2 separate regions of the Homo sapiens genome follow, and region 2 is linked to region 1. Evidence: read pairs that join two places in POLR2A ChIA-PET (ENCODE). Cell type or tissue: PC-9. All regions are shown on one strand. Links, peaks and the distances in the headings refer to the core of each region. The heading gives the core; the rest is flanking DNA. Region 1 overlaps SIPA1L3 (signal induced proliferation associated 1 like 3). Region 2 overlaps SIPA1L3 (signal induced proliferation associated 1 like 3).

The links. ChIA-PET counts read pairs that join two places held together with the same protein. Peaks named below come from ENCODE experiments on the same cell type or tissue, not always from the same donor. Only the 100,000 strongest peaks of a DNase experiment are listed, where the experiment ranks them.
Region 2: POLR2A ChIA-PET joins it to region 1 with 15 read pairs; 3 of 35 experiments call an interaction of 5 or more read pairs at or near these places.

Annotation. Positions count from the first base shown.
Region 1 is chr19:37,950,642-37,953,551 of GRCh38, forward strand. The region is part of intron 1 of SIPA1L3 (signal induced proliferation associated 1 like 3); the gene reads left to right. Among named protein-coding and RNA genes, the nearest start is that of SIPA1L3, 45 kb to the left of the region's middle. In PC-9, for the core only: no CTCF peak of the experiment used is centred there; a DNase peak (open chromatin) is centred at 1,360; H3K27ac peaks cover 413 bases.
Region 2 is chr19:38,101,648-38,104,557 of GRCh38, forward strand. All of the region lies in intron 6 of SIPA1L3 (signal induced proliferation associated 1 like 3), which reads left to right. Among named protein-coding and RNA genes, the nearest start is that of SNORD152, 60 kb to the right of the region's middle. In PC-9, for the core only: no CTCF peak of the experiment used is centred there; no DNase peak of the experiment used is centred there.

The sequences.
Region 1 (2,910 bases), core at 229-2,728:
TCTGTCATGAAGGCTGCGCGGGGCCCTTCTGTGCCGAGACTGGCGCTTGCTCCCCACAAGCCCGTCTGCTGCTCCCTCCGCTGCGAGCCCTCCCAGGTCTGATCCGCCTGTCCCCAGTACCCCGGCATGCGGCACTTTTCCTTCTTCTCTTGTGAAAGGCAGATCTGGAAGAAGCTTCTGGGGAAATGCTGTGTTTGTGTCTGGTTATATCTATTCCCCAGACGGTGATTCTTAAACCTGGCTGTGGGTTGGCATCACCTGGGGAATCTTGGTAACAGTTGGGATTCTCTGGCTTCACTCCTGGAGCATCTGCTCCCGCAGGTGGAGAGGAAGATCATCTGCTGGTTTGGCCGCCCTACAACCATTCACCATTCTTTTGGGGTTTTCCTGTTGGGAACTGCTCTTCCTCCATCCCGTCCGTTCACTTACTGAGACCGCTGTGTGCAATTTATTATTTACCCCAGGCACTGGGGATATGGCAGGGAATCTGGAATATGCCCTTGAAACTGGAATTGTGTCTGTCCGTTAGATCACAGTACCGTAAGGCTGTCACTTTCTGATTTTTATAATTGTACTGTGATCCAGAGATTCTTCTTAGGAAATACCCACATCTTGAGGGGTTACAAACAAGAGCAAATTAACTGGAAAAGGGAAGCAAACCAGTGTTGGCTGAACAAACATGAAAATGACTACAATGTTTATCTTCAGTTTTGGGAGAATTGTCATGAAGACTCAACCACAGTGTCATCCTTTGTACAGAATAGGATTCTAATCAGGAGACCAGTGCTCATGTGCACAGCTTTGAGTGTGAAGATCTAAAAATTTTAGTTGGTAGGATGATTACAGATTATTTTCATCTTCCTCTTTACAGATTATTTTCATCTTCCTCTTTAAACTTTTGTATATTTTTCACATTTTCTAGAAGGAAGTTTTAGAAACAGAAGTGGGAAAAAAAACAACTTAAAAAAAGCCCCGGGCCAGGCGCAGCGGCTCACACCTGTAATCCCAGCACTTTGGGAGGCTGAGGTGGGCGGATCACGAGGTCAGGAAATAGAGACTATCCTGGCCAACACAGTGAAACCCCGTCTCTACTAAAATGCAAAAAATTAGCCGGGCATGGTGGCGGGCGCCTGTAGTCCCAGCTACTCGGGAGGCTGAGGCAGGGGAATCACTTGAACCCAGGAGGCGGAGGCTGCAGTGAGCCGAGATCACACCACTGCACTCCAGCCTGGCGACAGAGCAAGACTGTCTCAAAAAAAAAAAAAAAAAAAAAAAGCCCCACTGTTGTGGAATGTCCTGGTCTACCTGGTTTGGACTTAGAAATGCCTTAGGAGTAGCCTGGGCAGTTCAGGTCATTCCTTATCTTCCTGCCATAGGGATTGGTTCAAGGAAGGGAGGAGGTGAGTCAGTCCAATCAGAATTAAGACAGGTCTTTCTCTGGAGCTCCCAGGAAAGAAGAGGAGCTTTCTTCCTATGGAGGTGCCAAGTTGTAGAGTGTAAGCTTAATGCTGCTGGGGGCCTGGGGACCATCTTTGCTCAGAGGGTCGAGTGGAAAGGAGATGGAAATAATTCATTACAGACAAATTCTTTGGGTAACTGAACTTCTCAGTAATGGGAGCCAAAACATTGGCCCTTTTTCCCCTCAAGTCAGTTTGAATTGGGTCTCTGCCACTTGCAACCGAAAGAGTCCTAAGTAATACAGTAATTTTAGTGGACCCTAGAATCTATATTTAAATTTAAAAAATTCTCTGCCAGGCGCAGTGGCTCATGCCTGTAATCCTAGCACTTTGGGATGCCGAGGTGGGTAGATCACTTGAGGCCAGGAGTTCAAAACCAGCCTGGCCAACATGGTGAAACCCTGTCTTTACTAAAAATGCAAAAACTAGCCAGGTGTGGTGGCAGGCACCTGTAATCCCAGCTACTCAGGGGGCTGAGGCAGGAGAATTCCTTGAACCCGGGTGGTGAAGGTTGCAGTGAGCCAAGATCGTGCCATTGCACTCCAGCCTGAGGAACAGAGTGAGACTCTGTCTCAAAAATAAAATAAAATATAAAAATAAATAAATAATTCTCCAGAAATGATTTGTATGAATCAGATATTTGAGAACCACTTTGCTAGACTTTCCTGAGTGGCGGTTCTTAGCTTTATGTGATCAACAGACTGGCCTGGGGAACTTGTTAAAATACAGCAGCTCTGTTCCACATTGCTGGAGATTCTGGTTTGGGGCCTGAGGCCTGGGTATCTGCATTTTGAACACCATCCTGGGTGATTGCATACACTTCAGAGTGTGTGTATGCACAGAGGATTCTTGGCCGGGCACGGTGGCTCACGCCTGTAATCCCAGCACTTTGGGAGGCCGAGGTGGGTGGATTACAAGGTCGGGAGATCCTGGCTAACATGGTGAAACTCCGTCTGTACTAAAAATACAAAAACAATTAGCCAGGCGTGGTGGCGGAGGCCTGTAGTCCCAGCTACTCAGGAGGCTGAGGCAGGAGAATGGCGTGAACCCGCATTCTCAGCTTACAATCCTATCCATAGAGGGGGCCCAGGATCCTTCTCAAATGAATGAAAGTAGAGTTTAAGTCTGCAGTTTTTTTCCTCTTTGGAAAAAAACATTCCTTTCCTGCCCATGACCCAGCCTTGCACACTGGCCGCTAAACCTGGCGTATCGCATCATGTTTCAGGAGGAATTTGGTCAGATCTGTGCACTTTATTAGGATAATGGTTGACCCAGTGTGTACCTCCCCAGGTAACTTTGGAAAGAGCTGGATAGAGTTCATGACCAATTCGGAACAAAGTCTGCTCTTAGGAGGAATTTTGCTAATAGTGGGAAATATTCAAGAGGGTAATCACTGACTTAGTTCAAGGTAATTTAAGGTGAATGCATTCCTCATGTGTGTGTGTGTGTATGT
Region 2 (2,910 bases), core at 243-2,742, 150 kb after region 1:
TGATCCACCCACCTCAGCCTCTCAAAGTGTTGGGATTACAGGCATGAGCCACCACGCCTGGCCATGTGCAGCCACTTTGGAAAACAGTACAGCACATTCAAGTCCAGTTTGAAGAGACGCTGCTCTGTGACTCAGCTCCTGCACTCCTAGGTATGCACTCTGTCTAATGTGCACGTGCATGGCAGGAGAGGACTGAATATCCCTAACCACCGGCACCTCGGTGCACCCAGTGCACACTGGCAGAGTTGCGCCGTGTTCACCCAGAGGAGATGAACTGGCACCACAGGCATCAGCGTGGAAGAGAGCCACATGCTTCGTGCTGCGCAAAGACAGCAAGCCTCAGAAGAGTGGGACCTGAATGATGTCTTTTACATAACAATTTTTTTCTTTTCTTTTCTTTTCTTTTTTTTTTTTTTTTTGAAACAGTCTGCCTCTATTGCCTAGGCTGGAGTGCAGTGGCGCAATCTCAGCTCACTGCAACCTCCGCCTCCTAGGTTCAAGGAGTTCTCCTGCCTCAGCGTCCCAAGTAACTGGGATTACAGGCATGAGCCATCACTCCCTGCTAGTTTTTGTATTTTTAGTAGAGATGGGGATTTACTATATTGGCCAGGTTGGTCTTGAACTGCTGACCTCGTGATCTGCCCACCTCGGCCTCCCAAAGTGCTGAGATTACAGGCGTGAGCCACCACACCTGGCCAATTATTATTTTTTATAGAGACAAGGTCTTGCTATGTTACCCAGACTGGTCTCAAACACAAGGCCTCCAGGGATCCTTGGCCTCCCAAAGTGCTGGAACTACACACATGAGCCACTACACCTGGCAAAAAGGTCCAGCAGGATGACTCACACCTGTAATCCCAACATTTTGGGAGGCCAAGGAAGGAGGATTGCTTTAGGCCAGGTGTTCAAGACCAGCTTGGGCAAAAAAGCAAGACCCTGTCTCTGAAAAAAAAAAAAAAAAAAAAGCAAAAACAAAAACCCAGCAATATATTGTTGGTGGATATGCTCTTACACAGTGGAACTCTAAAGAAAAACAGAGCCAAGCGTGGTGGCTCATGCCTGTGATCCCAGCACTTTGGGAGGCTGAGGCGGGTGGATTGCTTGAGCCTGGGAGTTTGAGACTGCAGTGAGCTATGATCATGCCACTACACTCCAGCCCGGATGACAAAGCAAGGCCCCATCTCAAGAATAAATAGGCCGGGCATGGTGGCTCATGCCTGTAATCCCAGCACTTTGTGAGGCCGAGGCGGGTGGATCACCTGAGGTCAGGAGTTCGAGACCAGCCTGGCCAAAATGGTGAAACCCCATCTCTACTAAAAATACAAAAAAATTAGCTGGGCGTGGTGGTTCACGCCTATAATCCCAGCTACTTGGGAGGCTGAGGCGAATCGCTTGAACCCGGGAGGCAGAGGTTGCAGTGAGCCAAGACCGCACCATTGCACTCCAGCCTGGGCAACAGAGCAAGACTCCGTCTCAATCAATCAGTAGAAAAAAAAAAAAAACAAGGGAATACTGGAGACAATATGCAGGATAGTGGTTGGCTGTCTGGGGAGAGGTGGGTGTGTCTAGGAAACGGTGCTCACGTTAGAGTGTGGGTAGTGGTCTTTTTCTTAAGGTGGTATCACATAGGACGTATTTGTTGCAGCAGTCTCTGTGCTTATCATGTGTATGTGTACATAAATATATATGATATATGGGGCTGGGCGCAATGGCCCACGCCTGTAATCTCAACACTTTGGGAGGCTGAGGCAGGTGGATCACCTGAGGGCAGGAGTTCGAGACCAGCCTGGCCAACGTAGTGAAACCCCGTCTCTACTAAAAATACAAAAATGTAACCAGGTGTGGTGGCACATGCCTGTAATCTCAGCTACTTGGGAAGCTGAGGCAGGAGAATTGCTTGAGCCTGGGAGGCAGAGGTTGCAGTGAGCTGAGATCACACCACTGTACTCGAGCCTGGGCAACAAGAGCAAAACTTCATCTCAAAAAAAAAAAAGGGGCCGGGCGCGGTGGTTCACGCCTGTAATCTTAGCACTTGGGAGGCCAAGGTGGGCGGATCATGAGGTCAGGAGATCGAGACCATCCTGGCTAACAGGGTGAAACACCGTCTCTACTAAAATACAGGCGAGCGCCTGTAGTCCCAGCTACTCTGGAGGCTGAGGCAGGAGAATGGCGTGAACCCGCAAGGTGGAGCTTGCAATGAGCCGAGATCGCACCACCGCACTCCAGCCTGGGCGATACAGCGAGACTCCATATCAAAAAAAAAAAAAAAAAAAAGGAAAGAAAAAAATATATATATGTATATGATATATAGGATTGAAATGTTTCATGAGAAGTAGCTGGGTGGGTGGATGGGTAATGTTCACAGGTGTCACAGCTCCCTGGGGAATGGACTACCACTGTCCTTGGGAGTGGGTTTTCGTCAGCTGGGAGTGAGAAGGCCCCAAGATGGCTCAGTCAGACATTGCTCTTCCCCACACCTCGCCAAGACTCGGTTTGCTCTTCTAGAAAACAAAACAGAAGCCCAGATCAGGAGACAAATCTTAGAGAGAGAAGTGAGGTGTTAGGCAGGTGTCTGGGGCCATCATCACCTTCCCCTGCTCCTCCGCTGAAGGAGGCTGTAGGAGGAACGAGCATGTTATTATGCCATTTGCTAGTTTCGTGATCTTGGACAGGTGGCTTTGCCTCTCTCGACCTCAGTTTCCTCATCTGTAGAGTGAAGGTAATAATTGCGCTTATCTTGGAAGCATGGTGAGGGTTCCGTGGGTCAGCTTTGCCCCAAACATCCTGAGCCCTCCCTCTGTGCCGAGTGCTTCCCAGAGCTCCGCCAGCGTGGGTGTCCCCCTAGGTGGGCGGGGAGGCAGCAGGCCTCCCTGGGCTCACCTGGCGTGGAGGAAGCTGGCAGGTGTGAGT